Regions from separate parts of the Homo sapiens genome. Here all the other regions are linked to region 1. A link is a loop called in an ENCODE intact Hi-C map of the cell type or tissue named here. Cell type or tissue: PC-9. All regions are shown on one strand.

Region 1 (8,000 bases):
CTGAACAGCAGAAAAGAAAATGATCGAAAAGAATGCTGTCATCGGCTGAGCGCGGTGGCTCACACCTGTAATCCTAGCACTTTGGGAAGCCAAGGTGGGTGGATTGCCTGAGCTCAGGAGTTCAAGACCAGCCTGGGCAACACGGTGAAACCCCGTCTCTACTAAAATACAAAAAATTAGCTGGGAGTGGCAGCGTACACCTGTAATCCCAGCTACTCAGGAGGCTGAGGCAGGAGAATCACTTGAACCTGTGAGGTGGGGGTTGCAGTGAACCAAGGTCATACCACTGCCCTCCAGCCTGGGTGACACCACTGCCCTCCAGCCTGGGTGACAGAGCAAGACTCTGTCTCAAAAAAAAAAAAAAATGCTGTCATCAAATTATGCTTCTGGCCGTGATGGAGAACCAGAGGAATCCTTCTGCTGCAAAAACAAAAAATTTAAAAAAATTACTAGACGAAATACATGAAAAGCTTGTTTTCATACAATTGGATGTGAGCAGGAGCTTCAGAGTGTAAGCTAAAAATAAAATCCTAAGTCCTCCCCACAAATTAAACGAGCCCTCTCTTGGCCAAAGGGACCCCTGAAAAACCTTAAAAATTGAGTTCCCAGCCATGACAGGATGGGCAGGCAGACATGCCTCGTTAATGCCTCCCATTTTGCGGTTTAGACACAGCTGATGAGCATTAATGCTAAAATAGAGATCATAGGACAACAGATTCTGTGACAATAAGATATCACACTATAAATAAGACATCAAACTATAAATAAGACCTATGGCCACGCCAGGTGTCAGGCTCACAACTATGCCAAATGTCACACTTGGGGTCAGGTTCCAGCCCATGCTGAGGTCCAAAGGGAGTGGGTAGATGAGCAGAAAGAACAGTCATGGGGTGGTAGGCAGGTGAATATGGTTTTATTCAACAGCAGCTTTCATCAACAGCTTTCTCACACTGTCCGCCCTGTCTCGGCTGCTTAGTCTGGTAGCTCCCACACACACAGCTGCGCAGCCAGCTCTCCCTTGCCTTCAAGGTTGGCAGCTTAACTCTGTCTCTCTCTGGGCGCCAGTGAGCCAAGCTGTGTCCTGGTTCCCCTCTGTCCATCTGCAAAGATGGACAGCTCTGGCTCTCTCTCTTTCTCTGGGTGCCAGCACCTGTACAGTGTCGGCAGGGCAATTATACCTTTTACAGACAATAGTGGCTTAATGCCAAGGGACGGCCTTCCCATGTTATGGCTCCGTGGATGCGATAACAAGTGGAGTTATACGCCTGCGCTCTAAACTCCCTGAGTCACGCAGGATGTAAACATCCCACCTTGGCCTATCCTTGACCAAAGCACAACCATGTTCCTTACACCAAGCAAGGGTTGAATCACTCACCTCTATGCTTAAAGAATAAATTCTGTTCTAACAGCCACAGAATTTTTCTTTTTCTCTACCGTCTAAATAAGCACTGGTCTCAGGATAAGCAATATTAAAACAATTTGCAGCTCACGCAGATAAGGCACAGACTAACTGCCCAGCCATAACTACACCTTTGATTGTACAAGACACTGATGTCAGTAACTTTCTCTAGATGAGACACCACCAATCCAATCATGAACTAGTCCTAGCCAGTTTACAGAGGGTGCACACTTGAGTGCTTTTGTGTCCCAAAAGGAACTTTTGACCTATAGGGGCTAATTGTAATACATTCAAATGTTATTTTCCACCCCAAATGAACATGGGTTGTATGTTACATGCATGTTTGTTCAATATGCATGTGTCAGGACCCCCTTCATAAATACTCACATCTCCTCTGATAATCTGTTGAATATGTACATTTGGTCAACATGTTCAACTTAAATTTCTGACTTACCCCTTCTTCCCCCAGAGGGCCTGTCTCTGGTCTTTGAAGGAGGCTCTTCCCAGCCTACAGGATGGCCACCCTGCAGCCTATAACCCCTTATAAGAAATAAAGTCTCCTCTGCAGGCGTGGGGGCTCACGCCTGTAATCCTAGCACTTAGGGAGGCCGAGACAGGAGGACTGCTTGAGGCCAAGAGTTCAAGACCAACCTAGCCAACATAGTAAGACCCTGTTGAGGCAGGAGAATGGGGTCTAGAAGCAGGGAACCTAAGGCCAACTCATGTTGACTTCCTAGAACTAAATCAAAAGGAAAACCCCAACTTTCCACAACAAAGTAACAAAAGGACCAGAGATAAACCCTCCATACTTTCCCATTTTCTACAACCAGACAGACTGATTGCAGGCTAAGTCTTTGTTTACATAGAAGTGTAACTTTGTAACTTCACTTTAGCCGCTGATTGGTTGCTTTCCACAACTAATCAGACGTTTGCATAGTGTGTAACCTTTGTAACTTCACTTTGTAGTTACAGTAGATTGCAAGCCACTACTTCATTTGCATGGGTGTACAGCAAGTGGCCAATGGGAAACCTCTAGAGGGCATTTAAACCCCAGAAAATTCTGAAACCAGGCTCTTAGTCCCTATGCTCGGGTCTGATCCCATCTTGTGGAGTGTACTTTCGTTTTCAATAAATCTCTGCTTTTGTTGCTTCGTTCTTTCCTTGCTGTGTTTGTGGGTTTTGCCCAGTTCTTTGTACAAGACGCCAAGAACCTGGACACCCTCCACCAGTAACACTGTCTCTATTTGAAAAAAAAAAAGTGAAACTCTGTGTCTACTAAAATACAAAAATTAGCCAGGCATGGTGGCGGGCGCCCATAATCCTAGCTACTCGGGAGGCTGAGGCACGAGGATCGCTTGAACCCGGGAGGCAGAGGTTGCAGTGGGCCGAGATCGAGCCACACTGCACTCCAGCCTGGGCGACAGAGCAAGACTTTGTCAAAAAAAAAAAAAAAAAGAAAAAAAAAAGGAAGGAAGAAAGGAAAGAAAGAAAGTCTCCTGGTCCAAATTTCTAGATTGTGTGATTTTCAAGTTAACAAGAGACAACCTGGTCTTCAAAGCCTGACTGCCTGCAAGAATATTGGGATGGGGGGAGGACGCTGCAGACACGGACGGTCACATGGCCGCTGATACTGACTCACTCAGGGCAGACAGATATGGCAGGGAAAAGCAAATATTCATCCTGGGAAATGCTGAGCTTCAGGTGCCCAGAGGACAACCAGGTGATACCAAGCAGTGGCTGGGGATGTAAAAGTAAGGCACGAGAAGGAAGAACACCACGCCTGGGTTTGGAGGTGCACTGGAATAAGCCTGTTCTGTAGCATCTTCGCGCCTAAATACTTTCCCTCTCCTCCACGTTCATCTAGTCTCCTTTGCCTAAAAAACCATTTCAAATGGAGCCATTAGGAGCCAGCTCCTGGACTCCCGCAAGCAAAGTAAATAGCTTTGGCACCCAGCATGACTGTGCTAATTGAGGTCGAGTGGAAAGGCTGGGCTGGGAAAAAGTCTGAACTCCTGGGTCAGAATGACCTGGATTCAAATTTCAACCCTGCCACCTACCAGCTGTGCTTCCCCGAGTCATTCACAACCTCCTGAGCCTCAGAATCCTCTTGAGTGAAACAGAGATAAAACTCGTCTCATAGGGTAATGAATTTCACAAACCAGTTCCTAACTGGAGGCACTCGGTGGTGGCAGCTGCGGCGTTTGCACTGTAATTGTTGATGGGCTCCCTTTCTCTCTCTCCCCCTCCTAGACTCAGCCCCACTGAGCAGCCCCGGCTTCCACAGGCCCCCATGAGTCACACTGGTGCCTGGCGCTGCAGAGCTGGAGGAGGCTGTGGGGAAGGGAGCTCAAGCTGGCCACCCCAGCAGGGCTCATGGAAATCCTGGGCATGACTCAGCTGTGACGATCTGAATTCATATTTGTGATTTGTCAGACACACAGGAACGACGACAGCATCAGCCTGCCACCTTCTGCCAGGAAGAAGATAACCAATGCTAGCAACTGTGAGTCACCACAGAGGTTTCGCTGCAGATCCACCTGGGGGGTGCACGGGGGTGAGGGGCTGTCCTAAGGTCCAGTAGACGTTCCCCGGGGGGACAGGAGTGAAAAGCAAGTTGGGAATGGGCTTGGATGTCGTGGAGAGGGGACATGGCCTCTGCAAGGATCTTCCCAGAAGGGTGCCCTCAAGGCACCACGACGTCACGGGCAGTAAGGACGTGCACCCTCGGAGCAAGCCTGTTTTCCTCCGGAGCAACTTCGGAGCTTTAGGGCATTCGCTGGAGGGCCTCATGAGGGACGGCTGCCCTGCAAGTTGCTGGGGACCAAAGGACGCAGGGCGCGAAGCTCAGCAAGCAAAGGTGACCAGCCCTACCGAGAGCCGGTAGCAAATACCCGAAAAGCTACTCTGGGCCCACGCCTGCGCGCTCGGAAGACGCCATGGCAACCGCAGCAGCACCGCCCCCCGAAGCCCGGGGCTGGCGCTTAGGGCGTGGCCAGGGAGCTCCCAGTCAATCGACGCCGCGGACGCACAGTCACGTGGTCGCTGCGGACGCGGACGGGGACGGTCACGTGGCCGACAAGCGGGCTGCGTTCTTTCGCCTTGGGCCCCTCGGAAGCGTCCGCAGCCCCCTGGAACCCTAGCGGTGGGGTCTTCCAGCTGGAGCGGCCTACGCCGGCGGCTCGCGGCCCCCGCCGCCGACAGCCTGCAAGCGTCCCGCTTGGTCCCGCCGCAGCCCCGAGATGGCGCTGCGTTCAGAGGCATGCGTGGGGGCTTCCGAGCCTGCGATTTCCTGGCTTTTGAGCATCTTTGTCTCCACTCTCCACGTCGTCCTCTCAGGAAAACTTGAGGCCCGAGAGAACGTTCCAGCAGGAAATCTGCGGAAATCGGATGGGAGCAGTGCATGCCAGGAACTCGCCAGCTGCTCCCAGATACATGTCTGCTTCCTGCAACTACCCTGCGGGGCGGGCTACCTGGTCCCTGCCTTAGAGATGAGGAAACAGGCTCAGATGGCATTGAAAACCTTCCCCGAGACTGCACAAAGCCAGGCTTTTCCCACCAGGACACCCTACTCGCTGCTTCTGAGTGACCATCCTCGTGCCACACTTCAGGTGTGAGGGGAAGGGCTCAGCTAAGCTCAGTGCACTGGGCCCTGTCCCGGAGGAGCCAGCTGCCGAACCCAACCTCGTGTCTTCAGGACAAGACAGCGTGTCACCAGTGCCAGCCAGAGTCCCCGGCCTTGGCACTGCGCTGGGCTCAGAGGAAGGAGGAGACCTACCAGGGACTTCAGCTGTAATGAGGCTACTCTGGCTGCGATGGGGCCACTTAAGCACAGAGCCGGCCAGGCGTGAAAAATGGTCTCCCTCACATACACTTAACCGAGCCAGCTAAGGAGATACCAAAACTGTCCCAACTTTTTTCATGTCAAATGAATGAGGTTTGTTTCAGTCCCAACAGCAAAATAGAAATGCTGTCTTAGTAGAATCAAACTAATAGCCACTAATGGTAAATCCAGCCCTTTCTACCATTTAAACTCTCCCTGGAAATGCCTGAAATTCCATTTTAGCAGTTCTCGGATTCGGAATCATCTTCTTTGTATTCATTGATAGATGAAATGCACATAACCTCTAAATTTCCAGTGGGAGAGGAGGTCAGACAAAGCACTGGGCCCTAGGGAGAGGGAAGTGGAGATGCAAAAAAGGGAAGAAGGGCCCCCCTCCTTTTGGAGAGACTCTAAGAGGGGCCACTGGATCCACTCGGTGCATGTCACTGAGGAAGCTCTAAACCCTGGTTTGTCCAGTTCAGCACTCCCCAAGCCTTAGAAGGTTGTTTGTCAGCCCCTTGTGGGGTTCTGTTCCAAAGACTGCATGAACCCACTGAATGCCTAGAGCCACATGTGGCCATATTCACAGGGATATGAGCAAGGAACTCCAACATGTTCTTCTGGCCACGCTTCCCTCTGAGCAGCCGTGTCATCAAGAGAGTAAGAGTTCAAAACTAGGCTCTACTCTCCCAGGATTCACCAGAACCACTTCTGTTTCCCTTTCCAGGAAGCAAAGCAAAACCACACTCAGAAAATAACGAGAAAGAGCCATAAGTCAAAGGAAAACAAGTCAATAAATCCACTATCTATGGCTCCAAGGAGTAGAGGAAGCACCCAAAGTGATATTATTGTGAAACATTATTATTAATATGGGAAAGCCGCTTCTATGTGGACCTGCTCCTGACTCGTATCTCTTCATCTACACAGACTCTTGCTGATTTCAAAGGAAAGCCCCAGGGTGGGAGCGTGGATACTGCAGGAGGGTGCTGGTCTTAATCATCTGAGAATGAGATCTTACCTTCCTGCCTTACCCTTCTAGAAAAAAGGGCAGATTCAGAAATCAAGAGCCCCTCCGTTAAGTTTTGAGAAATGTTATCATGAAAATGAAGCATATCGGCCAAAGGAAATTAAATCCATCTTGGCTCCCCACTACCAGTACTGCCAAATGCTTGTTCAGGGAGTAACAGTACATAGATATCTGATTAGAATCAATCTGATGTGATCCAGGGAAGGCGGAGTAAATCACTCCCTACAGTAAGTGACCTTGTTGATCCCCTACTAAAGACGTGGAAGAAAGAGCCGGCAGGCGTCTGAGGAATTGTGGCCATCATTTCCAGCTACATGGAGGGCCTATACACCAGAACTCCCGGAGGGCCTTTTACATTTTGGTGTGGGCCATTGTTCCCTTTCCCTCTTGCCCTCAGCCCCAGGGGTATGACACATTGTAGGGCTCACTGTCCATGAGTCTGAACATCAGCACCAACAGCGGGAGCAGCAGGGGAGAGAGGGCCTTCATGCAAGGAGAGCACGCCACCACCTCATGCCCCAGCTTCTACACCTGTTACCCACTGTTCCATCTTTAGGAGGCTGACTCCACCTGGTATTTCTACCAGATCTAAATGATCACATCAGGGATCCAGGCACAAGTTGTCAGGACACAGGAAGTAACCACACAATATTTGTGCAGCCCTTTGCAGTCTACAAAGCACTTTGATATGATTTTCTGTAAGAATATCATTATATTCCCTAGGTTAAAGATTAGGGCCCTTGAGGCACAGTGTTATTGGCTGAAATATGTTCTCCAAAAATTCGTATGTTTAAGTCCTAACCCCCAGTACCTGATAATGTGACTATATTTGCATAAAGCGTCTTTAAAAAGATAAATGAAGCTGGCTGTGGTGGTGCGCACCTGTAGGCCCAGCTACTCAGGAGGCTGAGGCAGGAGGATCACTTGAGCCCAGTAGTTCAAGGCTGCAATGAGCTGTGATCATGGCGCTGCACTCCAGCCTGGGTGACAGGGCAAGACTCTGACTCTTAACAAATAAGAGTGAAATAAATGAGGTTAAATTAGGTCATAAAGGTGGGTCCTAATCCAATATGACTAGTGTCGTAAGAAGAGATTAGGACACAGACACACGCAGGGAAGACCATGTGAGGAGCCAGGGAAAAAATAGCCATCTACAAACGAAGGAGATAGTCCTTGGGAAAAACCAACCCTGCTGACACCTTGATCTCAGACTTCTAGCCTCCAGAACTGTGAGAAAATTAATTTCTGTTGTTTCCCAGGCTGTTGTATGTTACAGCAGCCCTAGGAAACTTAATACACACAGGGTCGTCAAACGAAAGCTGCAGGATTATGCCCCAATTAACTGATTGCAGGAACAGTGCTCTTTTCCCTCCAGGCAGCATGTACCTTGGCATGAACTAGAAAAGGCTCCCATTGCTAGAGATAAATTCTACTATTTGTTAGGAAACTGACCTAGGATGACCCCTATGAGAATGGTGCCCCTAGAGTTGCTCAGTGCCTGGCACGCACTACTGTACCTGGTGACCTAGAGTGGAAAGCACATTTGGACACCCTCCACGGCAGCGTAACACAGGCCATTGATGAGGCTGAGGCTCCCCAAGCACTAGACAGCAGTAAGCTCTGTGAACATGGGCTGAGATGAGCCAGTGAAGCCTCATAATGTCCAAGCAGCACCTGCACCAGGAAGGCTCAAAGCGGCTTTTGACATCTTCAGTGGTACTCGTAAGGTATCATCACAGAGGGGCTGTGTGGCC
Region 2 (8,000 bases), 230 kb after region 1:
TCTCCTTCCTGTCATCATGTGGAGAAGCACATGTTTGCTTCCCCTTCCACCACAATTGTAAGTTTCCTGAGGCCTCCCCAGCCATGTGGAACCATGAGTCAATTAAACCTCTTTCCTTTATAAATTACCCAGTCTCAGACAGCCCTTTATAGCAGTGTGAGAACAGACTAATACACTAGGACTACAGGCGTGCACCACCACGCCCAGCTAATTTCAAAATGTTTTGTAGAGATGGGGCCTCACTATGTTGCCTAGGCTGATCTCCTGGGCTCAAGTGATCCTCCCATCTCAGCCTCCCAACGTGTTGGGATTACAGGCATGAGCCACTGCGCCCAGCCCTAAAATTCTTCACTACTCAAAAAACTGTGAGCCAGTTTCTGTAAATTTGAGGGAAGAAAGAGAATATTTTTGCATCATTTGTACCACTGTCATATCAAATAACTTGTTGGATACCTACTTAATGCTATTTCCCCGTCTTCCTTTACTTACAGGATCTGCTCCCTAATTGCTTTTCCTCTTTTAAATGGGTATTTTTAAAAATACGGCTTTTTTTTTCTTGGCTTATAGCCATGGCTTCTTGTCCCATAGTGTTCAGAGCCCGGGAACAATTATCTGGCTTAATTTATGGTTGCCCTGAAGGTAATAACATAAATTGCTCATGATTCAGTTTTACTTGTACTTCCGCTTGCTAAGATCTCCCCCTGTAAAACATTCTTGAATGATAACATAACCATCAGCAGTCCTTTACATTTACATGACATTTTCCACTAGAGTATCTTTCGCATCTATTATATCAGTGATCTATACAGGTTTTGGTAAAGAGTAAGAAAAAGTAAATGACCTCAGTAGTGTGGAGGGGCCCTTTAAAACAGTTTTCTCATTCATTCCTAGATTCTAAAACCTTTTCCAAATCCTCAGAGCCATTACAGCTTGGGCAGAACAGAAAAGGAAGGAACTCAACGAAGTACAGCATCTTTTCAGGCAGAGAGTTCAATGCGCGTCAATCAGATGACCACTGCTGCCTGGTCAGACCTGCTGGGTTTGAGGGTGGAGGGGGTGGGAGAGAAAGAGTGGGAGGAGGAGGGAGAGAGAGAGAAGGAGGTTGTGCCAGTACCTCCAGGCTTAAAAAATCTAAAGAGACACCTCAATCAATCACAATGAATGGGAACTTTTTTGGATCCTGATTCGAACAACTTGTTTAAAAAATTACAGGACAATCGGGGAAATGGAGCACTGACTGGATTTTGGTGATATTCAAGAATAATTGTTATAGTAAGGTCCTTTCTTTCTTTCTTTCTTTTTTTTTTTTTGACAGAGTCTTCCTTTGTCACTCAGACTGGAGAGCAGTGTTGCAATCACGGCTCACTGCAGCCTCAATCTCCTGGGCTCAAGCCATCCTCCAGCCTCAGTCTCTCCAGTAGCTGGGACTACAGGCGCAGCCACAATGCCAGGCTAATTTTTGTATTTTTTGTAGAGACTGGGTCTCTCTGTGTTGCCCAGGCTGGTCTCAAACTCCTGGGCTCAGGTGATCCTTCCTCCAGGGTCTCCCAAAGGGCTGAGATTATGGGTGTGAGCCGCCACGTCCAGCCTGTATTCTTTTTTTTTTTTTTTTTGAGATGGAGTTTCGCTCTTGTTGCCCAGGCTGGAGTACAATGGAGCAATCTTGGCTCACTGCAACCTCCACCTCCCAGGTTCAAGCGATTCTCCTGCCTCAGCCTCCCAAGTAGCTGGGATTATAGGTGCCTACCACCACACCCAGCTAATTTTTGTATTTTTACTAGAGACGGGGTTTCACCATGTTGGACCAGACTGGTCTCCAACTCCTGTCCTCAGGTGATCCGCCTGCCTCTGTCCCGTGTTCTTTTTTGAATAGTTTTTATCTTTTAGGAATTCTAATGGAAATGACAGGATGTCTGGCATTTACTTCAAAATAATCTGAGTTGGAAAGTAGGTGGGATTATAGATGGAATAAGACTGGCCAAAAAGCTAATAACACATGTAGAGTCTGAGGGATGAGGACATGACGTTCATGATCAAATTCTCTCTAACTTGATGTCTGTTTGAAATTTTCCATAACAATTTTTAAACAACAACCAGGAAAAACAAATATTGTGACAAACGAACAATAAGACAGGAAGAAAAAGCCGGATTTTGTGTGTGTTCCATTTCCTACTAGGCAACTCCTCAGGTATATTGAGAAGAAATAAACTTGTATTTTAAGGTAAATAAAAGGAATGAGAAACAGGAAAAGGGAGAAGCCCAGTGCTTTTATTTTCCCAAATAACGCTAATATCACTGCACATTTGCATAACGTTTTATGGTTTCAAAGTACTTTTATCTCATTTGCTCTTGGAAGAAGCCTGGTAAGCATATTTGCTGTCATATATGACATGTGATAATATGTCTTGATTATGTTGTTTTTGCATTAAAAAAACTATTTGCTTTAAACCCCTGAAAATATTTCCTTATTAGTCTCTTAGTTATGCTTAAGGATTTATTTCCTGTCCTAGCTTTTGGATGGAAAACTCAGCCTGAATGTCTATTTACAATATTAGAATGCTTAAATGTTCCCCTCTCATGGTTTGGTGCAATTTTATTTTCCTTTTTAGCTCCTATTTGAGGGAATGTACAGGGGTGGGGGAAACCCCTTTTTTATTTCCTTTGAGTCTACCCAGCTGTTTTATTTTGCGTTTGCTTATTTCCCATCCTTCCAGAGTGTGAAGCCATCAGAAGTGTTCTGTTCTTTTTAATACTTTATCAGCATGTCATTTATTAGCCACATTATTCTTTATCTCTTTCCTGTGAAAGCTTTTAAAGTAGAAATTGATGAAGCCATGTCTTTTGTTACTTACATATTATGCCATCAACATTTACAAGTACATTATAAGATTTAAACATAATATCCTAACTTAATGATCCAATTTTTCTTTTCCTTTTTTTCTTTTCTTTTCTTTTTTTTTTTTTTTGGCAACTCAGGTTCCAGGATTCTACCCTGAGCACAGGAAACAACTAGAGTCCATCCCCCACCGCGCCTCCGCACTACTCCCCGGGTATTAAAAATTCTGAGCCAGTCACAGACCTTTAACAAGGTCAAGAGCACTAAATGCCTTATCTTTATGAGGGCAACACATTCCTAAATTGACATGAAAGACCTGGCTGTGTTTGGCCGGCACTGGTGTTTATGGAGACACAACTGCCATTCAAGCATGCGAGGAATGATACGTCATACCAAGACCGTCCTACAAGGATCCCTAAGCAGTGCATGGATGGTGGAGAAGGGAGTTGCCCCAGGGTGAAGGCTTCCCTGGGCTCTGACAGGGGTTACTGGATGACTCTGCAAATATTAAATATAGCTGCATGAATCACACTACAAAATTCCAGGCCTGAAATCTGGTGTCAGGCATAACAATTTGTTCTCCCTCCCTTGCTCATGAATAGCAAAGAATCAATTGAAGAAATTTTGGTCTGTTTAGAGAGCACTCGTGTTTTGTTCCTCCCTCTGGAACACACGTTCTGCATTTGACATGACACATGCTTCTCAAGTGTTATTTTGTGTTTATTAATCTTTGAACTGAATTGCCAGTCCTTCAACTAGAAAGACATTTTCCCAGAACCCTCCTGACTCATGCTAAGGGTACACAACAGCTGATAAACTCCAGTGACCTCAGAGGAGACAGATGGGCCATGTGGCTTCTAACACCCACGTGGCTGTCTGGACCATGGATGACAGCATAGCCCAGGTTAAGCTGGTTGGCAGAAATGCTCAGGACTTTTCCACATTTACCAAGCTGAAAATAGTGGTTATGTCACCTGCTCTTCCATTCTGTCACATCACTTTCCGTATTATCACCTTCTTTACCACTATCCCTCCTTCCTTGCGTGCGTCCGTGCATAGTTTTCCTTATAATTACAAAATAATATGTGCTCATTGTAATAGTAACAAGAGCTAACATTTATTGATTGCTTATATGGTGAACTCTGCTAAAAGCTTAAAAGTATGAATTCGTTCATCTTCAGCAATTCTGTGGGATAGGTATTTTGATCTCCATGTTGCAAATAAGAAAAGCTTGACCATGAAGGGCTCAGAAAGTTTATCACCCAACCATCCTTTCTGAAAATATTTCCTTCGGGGGGGAAAAAGTAATTCAAGAAAGATAATTAAATTCAAAACATGAAAAAGTGGTAACAAATATAAATAAACTGATAAAATTTATACTGAGATCTTAAGATTAAGACATTTAAGAAACTATTTTAAAGAGAAAGAGAAATGTAGAAAGAATTTTATTGCTCAATTGGAACTGAAATTTTAGATTATTCCTACAAAGCATGAGATGTTTAAGATCTTATCTTATTCCAGAGGGAAAAATTATGGATACTGATTCATTCTAAATGTTTATGGAGAAAGATGTTTAAAAGGTCTTATTAAATTAAAGGCCATCTCCTCTAAACTGCCAAGGTCATCGAAACAAAGAAACTGTCATAGCCAACAAGAACCTAAGGGAGACAGGAGGCTGATGTCGTGTGGTATGTTGACACAGATTGTAAAATTTTGACAAAAACCTGGGAAATGTGCATAAACTACAGATTTTAGCTAATAAAATGTGTCACTATTGGTTCATTAATTTTGGCAAGCATACCATATCCATGGAAGCTATGAATACTAAAGGAAACTGGGTGTACTAGGTGTAGAGTAAACAGAAACTCTCTGTACTGCCTACAGCACTTTCCTTTTTCTTTTTAGAATCTAAGTCCTAAAAACATTACTCTAAAGTAAAAATATTTATTCTAAATAATTCTAAGTTAATTCTAATTTAAAATTAATTTATTCTAAAATATAAAGTTTATTTTTAAAAATAGGAGCAACCTCATAGGGCTGTCGTAAGGATTAAATGAGATCATCAATATAAAAAGGTCTGCATAGGGGCTGGAACATAGCAGGTGTTCAAGGAACATGAGCCTTTACCTGAAAATAGACAAATAGGAAGAAAGCCCAGCTCCGTGGGGTGCACCTGTAGTCTCAGCTACTCTGGAGGCTGACGGAGTAGGATCCCTTGAGGCCAGGAGTTCAAAGGCCAACCTGGGCAACATAGCAAGATCCCATCTCTAAAAAAAAAAAAAAAGAAAAAAAAAGAAATAGTACGTATAACTTTTCAAACAACCAGAAGAGAGTTTTAAAAAAAGAAAATTCAGTGTATAAAAAAAAAATCCTAGGAAATAAGAAAGTAAAAGAAATAATAAAGAGAACAATGTAATAAAAAACATAAAATATCAGAAATCAGTAACTATATTAAATGTGAATGGGTTCAACTCACTATTTATTTATTTATTTATGACAGGGTCTCACTCTGTCACCCAGACTGTAGTGCAGAGGCACAATCATGGCTCACTGCAGCCTCGACCTCCCAAGCTCAGGTGACCCTCCCGCCTGTCACCTGAGTAGCTGGGACTACAGGCATGTGCCACCACGCCCAGTTAATCTTTGTATTTTTGGTAGAGACGGGGTTTCGCCATGTTGTCCAGGCTGCTCTCGAACACCTGGGCTTAAGCCATCCACACACCTCAGCCTCCCAAAGTGCTGGGGTTACAGGTGTGAGCCACCACACTCAGCCTCAACTCTGTTAAAGGGAAACATTTCACACCCCTTAAGACGTCTACTATAAAAAATAAAAATAAAACCAAAAACTCCACAAAAATAACAAATGTTGGCAGAATGTGAAGTAATTAGAACGCTTGTGCACAGTTGATGGGAAAGTAAAATGGTGAAGCCACTATTGAAAACAGTATGGCAGTCCCTGGAAAAATTAAACAGAATTACTATGAGATCCAGTAACTCAACTTCTGGGTATATACCTCAAAGATTTGCAAGCAAGATCTTGAAGGGATATTTACATATCTATGTCCATTGTAGCATTGTTCACGAGAGCCAAAAGGTAGAAGCAAATAAATGGATAAACAAAATATAAGGCAGGCGAGGTGACTCATGCCTGTAATCTCAGCACTTTGGGAGGCCAAGGTGGGAGGATCACTTGAGCCCAGGCATTGGAGACCAGCCTGGGCAACATAGCGAGACCTGGAATTTACAAAAATATTTAAAAATTAGCCAGGCCTGATGGTGCACCTCTGTAGTCCTTGGGAGACTGAGGTGAGAGGATCACTTAAGCTGGGAGATCAAGGCTGCAATGAGCTGCGATAGTGCCACTGTACTCCAGCCTGAGCGACAGAGTGAGACCCTGTCTCAAAAAAAAAAAAAAAAAAAAAAAAAAAAGGCTGGGCGCAGTGGCAGCTCACTCCTGTAATCCCAGCACTTTGGGAGACTGAGGCAGGTGGATAACTTGAGGTCAGGAGTTCAAGACCAGCCTGGCCAACATGGTGAAACCTTTCTCTACTTAAAAATACAGAAAATTAGTGATAGGCACTTGTAATCCCAGCTACTCGGGAGGCTGAGGTAGGAGAATCACTTGAACCCGGGAGGCAGAGCTTGCAGTGAGCCAAGATCGAGCCACTGCACTCCAGCCTTGGCAACAGAGCAAGACTCTGTCTCAAAAGAAAAAAAAAACGTAGTTTACACATGCAGTGGAGTATTATTCAAACTTAAAAAGGAAGCAGATTCTGACAAATGTATGGCATGGATGAACATTGAGGACATTATCCTAAATGAAATAAACCAGTCACAAAAAGACAAATAATGCTGTATGATTCCATGTACATGCGATGCCTAGAATAGGCAAAATCATAGAAACAGAAAGTAGAATGGCGGCTCTCAGCAGCTAAGGGTAGGGGGCAATGGGGAGTTGTTTAATGGGTACAGAGTTTCAGTTTTGCAAAATGAAAAACCTCTAAAGATGGATTGCGACAGTTGCACAACAATGTGAGTATAGTTAATGCTACTAAACAGTATGTTTAAACATGATAAAGATGGTAAATTTCATGTGTCATTTACCATAGTTAAAAAACTTTTAAATACTCTTAGGCTGAATGAAAACATAAACATCCAGCAATAACATAATTGTCATAAGGGAAATGCAAATTAAAACAACAATGAGATACCACTACATACCTATCAGAATGTCAGACACTGAAAACACTGATATGGTTTGGACTTGTGTCCCCACCCACATCTCATGTCGAATTGTGATCCTCAGTGTTGGAGGAGGGACCTGGTGGAAGGTGATTGGATCATGACCCCCTCACTGTTCTCGTGATAGTGAGTTCATTCTCATGAAAGCTGGGGGAGGTTTTTGTGTGTTTTTGTTTTGTTTTGTTTTGTTTCTGAGATGGAGTCTCGCACTGTCGCTGAGGCTGGAGTACAGTGGCACAATCTCAGCTCACTGCAACCTCACCTCCCAGGTTCAAGCGATTCTCCTGCTTCAGCCTCCCAAGTAGCTGGAATTACAGGTGCCCAATACCACCCCCAGCTAATTTTTCTGTATTTTTAGTAGAGACAGGGTTTCACCATATTGGCCAGGCTGATCTAGAACTCCTGACTTCAAGTGGTCTGCCTGCCTCAGCCTCCCAAAGTGCTGGGATTACAGGTGTGAGCCACCATGCTGGCCAAAATTTGGTTGTTTAAAAGTGTGTGGCACCTCCCGCTTTGCTCTCTTTCTCCTGCTCCAGCCATGTAGGACTTGCCTGCTTCCTCTTTGCCTTCTGCCATCATTGAAAGTTTCCTGAGGCCTCCCCAGCCATGCTTTCTGTGCAGCCTAAGGAACTGTGAGCCAATTAAACCTCGTTTTTTCATAAATTACTCAGTTTTGGAAAGTTATTTAGAACAGTGTGAGAACAGACTAATACACACCAACAGTAAATGCTGGCAAGGACATGCAGCAACAGGGACTCTCATTCATTGCTGGTAGGAAAGCAGAATCAAGAGCCCCTTTGGAAGACATTTTGTCAGTTCCTTTTTTTTTAATACCTGCAGATTTTAGTATCAAGGCAACTTCTTAAAATGCTATTCTTCTTTAAGTAGAAGAATTTCAGTTTCTCTTCTCAAATATTTTATT
Region 3 (8,000 bases), 95 kb before region 1:
ATTTAATTTTTCAATTACTGATAGAGCTGTCATTATGATGGTGACTGTGTCCATTTCATCTTGTACTCTTGGTTTTTTCTACTGTGAAACTGTATTATTAGATGTATATAATCAGTATTCTTCTCCTGGTGAGTAGAATCTTTCATCATTATGGTGACCCTTTCATCTCTTGCAATACCTTTTGCCTTCATCCATGTTGTCCCATATTAGTATAGCTATACCACTGTTCTTTTTGATTAATATTTGTTTGATATATCCCTTCCTATTATTTTAGCTTCAACTTTTCTATGCCCTTTTGTTTGGGGAGTGCCTCTTGTAAACAGTATGTAGCTGGATTTTTTTTTTTTGTTTCATGAAACTCTCTTTGTCTTTTAACTAGAGAATTAGCTGAGTGCTCTAAGACAGTGGTCTTCAACTTTTTTGCTCACATACTCCTTAAACATTTGGGAAAACTATTAGGCCTCTCACATATTTTTAATTTGACATCCAGAATTTTTATTATAAGCTTAAATAATTATAAAAGATGTTTTTTCTAGCATACTGTAAATACTGACATAAACAATTACAGAACTCATGTAAATAGATCCCATGGAATATAAATTTACAACAATTCAATACCCATCATCGTCCACTAAAAAAACACAAGTCAAGCCTTTCTTTAAACATCTGGAGTTTTAGAGTATCCTTTTCTTCCTTGAACTTTTATTTCCATTTCATCTCACCTACAGAATTTTATCCTAATATATTAAATTTTTTTTGCTTCCAAGTATTTTTTAATCACCCTCTCAGACCTCTCTGCAACAAGAATATGTATACAAAATTTAAAATATTAAAAATCTTATCAAAAACAAACCACCTCATTAAAAAGTGGGCAAAGGACATGAAAAGACACTTCTCAAAAGAAGACATTTATGTGGCTGATGAACATACGAGAAAAGAACTCAACATCACTGGTCATTCAAGAAATGCAAATCCAAAACCACAATGAGATACCATCTCACGCCAGTCAGAATGGTGATTATAAAAAAGTCAAGAAATAACAGATGCTGGCGAGGATGTGGAGAAATAGGAATGTTTTTACACTGTTGGTGGGAATGTAAATTAGTTAATCATTGTGGAAGACAGTCTGACGATTCCTCAAAGACCTAGAACCAGAAATATCATATGACCCAGCAATCGCATTACTGGGTATATACCTAAAGGAATATAAATCATTCTATTACAAAGATACATGCATGCATATGTTCATTGCAGCACTATTCACATAACAAAGACATAGAATCAACCCAAATGCCCACAATGATAGACTGGATAAAGCAAATGTGGTACATATACACCATGGAATACTATACAGCCATAAAAAGGAATGAGATCATGTCCTTTGCAGGGACATGGATGAAGCTGGAATAATGGAAGCCATTATCCTTAGCAAACCAACACAGGAACAGAAAACCAAGCACCACATGTTCTCACTTATAAGTGGAAGCTGAACAATGAGAACACATGGACAGAGCGAGGGGAACAACACACACTCAGGCCTGTCAGGGATGGGGATGGGGAGGGAGAGCATCAAGAAAAACAGTTAATGCTTGCTGGGCTTAGTACCTAGGTGATGGGTTGATAGATGCAGCAAACCACCATGGCACACATTTACCTATGTAACAAACCTGTACATCCTGCACATGTATCCTGGAACTTAAAATATAAAAATAAAAATAAATAAAATTTTCTCTGATCACAAGACTGCAAGGATTAAATTGTTTTCTTCTAGATAGTTATTATAACATAAGCAGAACGCAAATGATCAAAACATAAATATATTAAGTTTTGGTAAATAATTTTTAAGTACAAATAGTAAAATTTTATTAGAATTATGTCTCTTAGGCTGGGCGCAGTGGCTCAAGCCTGTAATCTCAGCACTTTGGGAGGCCGAGGCAGGCAGATCACGAGGTCAGGAGATCGAGACCATCCCAACTAACACGGTGAAACCCCGTCTGTACTAAAAAAAAAAATAGAAAAAATTAGCGGGGCATGGTGGCCGGCGCCTGTAGACCCAGCTACTCAAGAGGCTGAGGCAGGAGAATGGCGTGAACCTGGGAGGCGGAGCTTGCAGTGAGCGAGATCGCGCCACTGCACTCCAGCCTGGGCGACAGAGAGAGACTCCAGTCTCAAAAAAAAAAAAAAAAAAAAAAAAAACTATGTCTCTTAAGGAAATGGGTGGAGCTTCTAATTTTTTTACATGTAGCTATAGATTAATATGACTTACTGGTAGTCTAAGGCAGGATTCAGCATTACTTCTGTTCCAATCTTTATTAGTTTAGATATATGCACTTATGAACATTATTCTCAAAATTACAGAAAAGGGAAGAAATGAGTATTGATGTAGCACATCACTCTGTTCTATGAACCCCTTTGGAGTCATTTGTTATTAAAAATCACGTGCTGATTAATCATGGAAAGTTATTTTAAATTACCCATAAGCTGTTTCCGTTTTGTTAAAAGCAAATAATTAGAACCCACCTATCTTACAAAAGTTACTAGTCATTTGTTACTAGTCATTATAGACAGTCACATTCTCACTTTCAAGGAATTATACCAAAAGGTGGGAGTGGGGAGGGGGTCTTATCAACAGTTATCAAATAACTATTAATCTGTTACTCATAGTTAGAAAAGCCTCTTTTAGCCTGATATCCTGTGAAAATTTCAGAAACATAGAGATAGTATGAATTTCAATAGACCCTTGCAAAAAAAGTTGAATATGGATTTACAATATTCAATTGTATTTTGGCCAAAAGATCATGAAAGTGTTTTCCCTGTAAATGTTGAAGAAACTAAGACACTATCTTACCTCTATCCTATGTGACTTTCTGTCAGAGATGTTCCATCAATCTGCTTAGGTGTGCACATTTTCACTTTCTCAACCTTAAAATCATGCAAATGATCCAACCAAGGCACAGACGGGGACACCGATGGGAGACAGGCCTTACCAAGATTAGCGGTGTCAATTAAGGCCAAACGGGTGCCCTCTGGTGCAGTGCCTGGCCCGCAGTAAGCGTGCTCTCCAACAAGCTCCCTCCAGCCCTGGTGGTGAGCATGACAGCAGCATGCTCTGAACCTCATGGAGAGTCCCAGCACGCCTTCTCCCCATCCCAAATTATTTCTAACACAGGTACGCCAGTGAGGTGTGTGTTTGCTGCCTGGGTGACATGAGCTACCATCGTCTACAAGTCTTTGTTTGGTCCTTATGGGAACAATGCATTCTGTGGCCATAGTAGGGAATGGAAGGGGCAAGGTCATTAAAGGAAAATCAGCATCCCATGTGCTAGCCCACTCTACAACTCAAATGAATTCAGAACCTCACAGCTGGGCCAGAACACCCCACGACCAGTGCTTCCCATTCAGGGTAGAGCATGGGAGAGAAGGAGAGCCCCGAAGCCAGCCTGGGGCACATGATGCCACTATTAGAAGGGTGTCCAACAGCACTGATATTTCTTATCTCTCGCCCCTTTGTCTAGGGCCTTGCACCCTGTGGCAGGAATCCTGGTAAAACATGGCCTTTCTTGGTCAAGTTGGAGGGGACCAGTTGTGAAAGAAAAAAGGAAGAGAGTGTAGGTGTGTGCCCAGGCAGGTGCCTCTTGGGAAAGCTGCCTGGACAGTGAGCTCTGCACGTGAGTCTCACCCAAGCTGCTGTGCCAAGTCCCCAGGAAGTGGGCACACCAAAGCCACCTGAGGTCATGGGGTTAGCACCTGCCCCAGGGCAGCCTCCCTCCAGCATTCCTGCAGCTCTCTGGACTTTGGCATCCTCTTTTGACCTCTGAACACTTCCCTTTCTTTTTAACTTTGTCATGTGCAGCCATCTACATTTCTGAAATATAGCCAGCATTTTAAACATTACAGAGGGAGACAGTTTTCTGAGTTCTCTAGACAGCCATGTTGCCAGAGATGATAGTGATGGGTAGTTTTATAAAAGGTTTTGAATCACTGCTCATTGGAGAGGGCATGAAGAAGCCAAAAGTGGACAAGGTTGAATCCTGAAGCAGCAAACGTTAGAAAGAGTCATATCTATGGAGGCTTCAGGTATCAGGGATGATTGTGGTCCAGGCATTGGGTCAAGGCAAGTCCCACATCAGATGGGGAAATTGAGGCTATAGCCCTGTACCCACTCAGACTCCTGAGTACCCCAGGTCGGGGGGATCTGAGGCAGTGGCTGGAGCCAGCAGCCTGCCCTCCAGCTAGACTGCATTTCTGCTCTTTCCTCTGCCCTTCCCTCTTTTAGTTTTCCGCTCTTCTTTCTCTTTTTCCATTCTCATCTTCTTCTCTGTCACATCTCAGACCTGCCCAAGGAGGGCTGGTAGCATCTGAAGCACTTGGGGTTGCAAAGGACCTGCCATGTGTGAGGGGTTGCCACAGGCCCCTACTCCACCACATCAAGGGCTTTGCTGTCCGCGAGGATGTTCTGAGACATGGGGCTCACCCTGCCTCCCTTGGGTCACACCTTTTGGTGCATGTCCATGACTTATTTGGTGCTCAGTTCGTGGTCAGGAATGCAGCCTCACAGTGACACATCGTTCTTGTGGAACAACATGATCTGATCTGTGATTCAGTTTCCAGGAGTTCCTGGAAAAAAAAGAAAAACAGGGACTGCGTGGAACTCTTCTTCTGGACTCCACCAGGGGCCCTGAGAGCACAGTTTTGACACAGGTGCAGTAAGTTCTTAGCAACTGAAGCCCTTACAAAGTAGCAAAGCATTCCATGCTGGGAAACTTCATTTTAAAAACATCTTGTTTGAGAAACGAGTTAGGAGTGTTCCCAACTTGGCTTCCAGCTAATGTAAACACTGAAAACAAATTAATCATTTGGAGAAAGAGAACAAGGAGTTTAATGTTTTGAAGTGTGGGAGCCAACATTTCCAGATGGACTCTTCATGTGTTGGGGTCAGAAAGGAAAGAGGACCAGCCTGGGCATTGGAGGATCTGGGTAGCCCTGGGCTCCGCTACTGGCCAGCTGAATGGCCTGGGGCAAAGGACCACTGCCTCTGTTTCTTCACCTGCAATAAGAGGAGTGAGGAACGCCCTCTGAAGTCCCTTCCACCCCAGTGAGCCAGCACTCTTGGCCTCAGCGTCCCTTCCCCTCCTGTAAGCGCTGCCTCTGGAGCTTACATTGCCTAGTGTGCACTTGGGAGAGTGAGCAAAGTATCTGGGTATATTTTCTCTTTTCATCTATTCTGCAGACAAGCCAAAAAAGGAAAAAAAGGAAAGAAAAAATCTCTCTGTATCACCACCACCCATTTCTTCGGGGCTTTCTAAATCTATCACAAAGTTGCCTGCTAACATCGCTTAGCCTGCTTGCTGCAACATTCTAGCAAATGAAAAGCTCTTCTCAGATGTTCTGCACTGCAGATATTTCAGGACCCATTTTAAATGGCTGCAAAGCAGCAGAAACTTGACAGAGAAATTCCCCCACGTGGGTAGGCATTTCCAAGAAACCTCAGTTTTCTCATCCAAGCTAAATCGCAATGTCATGCTCGTCTTCAGGGACCAAATACTTCCATCTCTCCATTTAATTCACTGTGCGTTCCTGCTGTATGCTTGAGGTGCTCTGATCTCTTTTATTTTCCACTTAATCTCTAAAATGAATGTCTGAGTCGTGACCACTGTGAAATCAGTTAATTGAGCCCTTACTGCAGTGTTCCCTGCCCCCACCAGGTTAGAAGCAATTCTGTTCCACACAGAATAAAGTAACCTGTAAATATTTGCAGGAATAAGAGCCTCGTTTTAAGAGAAAACCCACAAACTACAAAAATGAATCTTGAAGCCTAAGACCAGCCCTGCAAGGCAAGGCAAGGAAAACCTGGGTGGCCAAAGATCTGAGTTCAAATCCCGACTCACCACTCTACCAGCTTGCAGAACCATCACTGGAAAGACACCGTCGTGAAATACTGATTTCTCAGATGCCGTCTCCCCCAGAAAATTCCCTTCATGGAGCAGGGACTTTTCTAAACCAGAGGGTGGCCTGGGCGGGTCAGTTATGAGAAATTACCACTTTCTCTACTACCTCTTCTCTAAGACCTCACTTAACTGAATTTTCATCAGGAATGATATGGGCAAAATTAGAAGACTGATTTTCACTGAGTCCAGAAAGTGAGGGGCACCCCTCTGGTTTGTTACAGGCACCCAACGATCCCAGCTGAGTCCCCAATCTCTTTGAGAGGAGGGAGAGGAGAGGAAGGGGTCCTAGTGAACCCCTGTCAAGCTGGGAGCAGGCAGCCTCAGTGCTTGTGCTACTAAGGAAGAGCAGGAACTATTTTCTGGGCACACTAGGCAGACCCTCACCTGTCTCAGAATCCCCCGTCCTTATGGCAGAGAAGGTTCCCAGGGCTCCCACTGCTGAGCCTCACCCCAGACCCACCCCTAAGGTTTTCAGGGCCAGAACAAGAGCACAAATGGGGCCCCCAGGACATGCCTCTTCTCTCCCACCCTTATCTCCTGTCTCATCCAGTGAGGGTCATTGGTGACGTGTGTAGGTTCACCCCAACCAGCTCCCCAAGTCCCATCCCCAGCTCTGCAGCCCTGAGCCACCCTTCCATGACTCTAGCCAGCACAGGCCTTGGATCAGGGCCGTTGGAGGAGAGAGTTCCCAGGTCCCAGATACCTGGGGACCGGCTGGGGGTGAGGCAGGGGTTCTGGGTGGACTGGTCCCCTTGGCTTCTCAGACTCCTCACCCTGTGTAGGAAGGCCCATGTGGGTACCAGGGCAGGACACCCTGTCCCCTCCCTCCTCTCCAAGAAGCAACCTCTCTGCATCTTCTAGGACCTCCAATGGCAGAACAGGACAGCGCCATCACTGACATCCCCTGGAACTTTTCTTTGGGTGGGAAGGAAGCACAAGCATCATTGAGTACCCTGGCGCTGGGGTGCCAACTTCTTGGGCCAAAGGACAAGAAAATATCCTCTCATTATAGTCTCTTCCAGCAGAGAGAAGGAAGCATAAACAAAAGCAGCCTCCCCTCCCCAGAGAAGAGAGACAGGAGGCTTGGCCACGTAGAATGTGAATTTCTCTTCCATCCTCAAGTTTTGAGGACAGTGTCCCTGACAGAAGGCAAGCCAAGGGTCTGATCTCCAGCCACCGTCCAGCTCAGGCAGGCCGGGGAAAGGACAAAGATAAGAATCGCCCTTGTGTCCCATGCCAGCCCCAGCCGCTCCAGCTCCAGCTGCACCACCCCTGCAGGGCTGCAGAGCCATGGGGAGGCTGGGAGAGGAGCGGGCAAGGGAGGCTGCTATGCGGCCCACCTCAGAGGTTAGAGTACCACATGTGAGCCTGGGTGGGGGGCCACCATGCTAAAGCTCATCGTCTACCCCACAAACCAACCACTTTGACTCAGCCTGGGTCTGCAGCTGCAGCCCGGGAAGGCCCCAGCAGGGAGAGGAGAGCTGGTGGGGACATCAAGGCAGCCCCTTAGCATTCATGAGGGATCTGAAGCTGGCATGCACAGACCAGGCCTGTGTCTTCTGTGTGAGGAGCTTGTCAAGATTCTGTGGACCCTGAGCACAGCAGGAAGAACCCCCAATGATTGGATGAAAGCACTAGAGCCAGGAGTCAGCATCTCCTGTGCTGCTCAGCAGGGAGAAGGGGTGTGGCCAGCTGATGCCAGCCTGTGGAGCAGGGGTGTATCATTTGGAGAGGGCACAGCAGCATCACGCTGAGTCCAGGCACCATGTCCCATTATCATTGATGTAACGTGTGCATGCCACGTCTGGCAGCACCATGGTGATGCAAAACCCCTAAGTCCATGAGGGTCCAGGAAGGCCCCCCCATGGGCCATGGCCATGTGGTGTCACACGCTCTCTCCTATGCCATCCTCCCAGGGCTGTGTGTGGGAAAGAGAAAAAGAGAGAGAGCAAGAGAGACATAGGGGAAGTTCCACACCCAAGTCCATGGAATGATGTCAGCCAAATACAGAAACAGAAGTGCAAACCCTGACCTCCGTGGCTTCGTCTTGCT

Evidence for each region. A loop is a pair of places that touch in the nucleus more often than their neighbours do. Peaks named below come from ENCODE experiments on the same cell type or tissue, not always from the same donor. Only the 100,000 strongest peaks of a DNase experiment are listed, where the experiment ranks them.
Region 2: it touches region 1 in a loop (15-fold over the local background); 4 of 110 quality-filtered maps call a loop at or near these places.
Region 3: a loop joins it to region 1, with 15 times the contacts of the local background. A loop is called at or near these places in 11 of 110 quality-filtered maps.

The regions. Positions count from the first base shown.
Region 1 is chr21:37,560,338-37,568,337 of GRCh38, reverse strand. The region is part of intron 1 of KCNJ6-AS1 (KCNJ6 antisense RNA 1); the gene reads right to left. LOC105372798 (a long non-coding RNA gene) reads right to left here. Exons shown (of 2, transcript XR_005647073.2): 1 at 3,457-8,000. Among named protein-coding and RNA genes, the nearest start is that of KCNJ6-AS1, 46 kb to the right of the region's middle. RefSeq lists an enhancer at 4,197-4,491 and a silencer at 4,531-4,630. In PC-9, CTCF peaks have their summits at 3,904 (motif pointing left) and 4,191; DNase peaks (open chromatin) are centred at 3,427, 3,797 and 4,367; H3K4me3 peaks cover 2,769 bases; H3K27ac peaks cover 2,480 bases.
Region 2 is chr21:37,334,431-37,342,430 of GRCh38, reverse strand. LOC124905019 (a long non-coding RNA gene) reads left to right here. Exons shown (of 2, transcript XR_007067861.1): 2 at 892-1,026. Among named protein-coding and RNA genes, the nearest start is that of DYRK1A, 28 kb to the left of the region's middle. In PC-9, no CTCF peak of the experiment used is centred here; DNase peaks (open chromatin) are centred at 640, 3,250 and 3,650; H3K4me3 peaks cover 1,525 bases; H3K27ac peaks cover 3,370 bases.
Region 3 is chr21:37,655,811-37,663,810 of GRCh38, reverse strand. The region is part of intron 3 of KCNJ6 (potassium inwardly rectifying channel subfamily J member 6); the gene reads left to right. All of the region lies in intron 1 of KCNJ6-AS1 (KCNJ6 antisense RNA 1), which reads right to left. Among named protein-coding and RNA genes, the nearest start is that of KCNJ6-AS1, 140 kb to the right of the region's middle. In PC-9, a CTCF peak has its summit at 4,680; DNase peaks (open chromatin) are centred at 3,760 and 4,620; H3K27ac peaks cover 3,011 bases.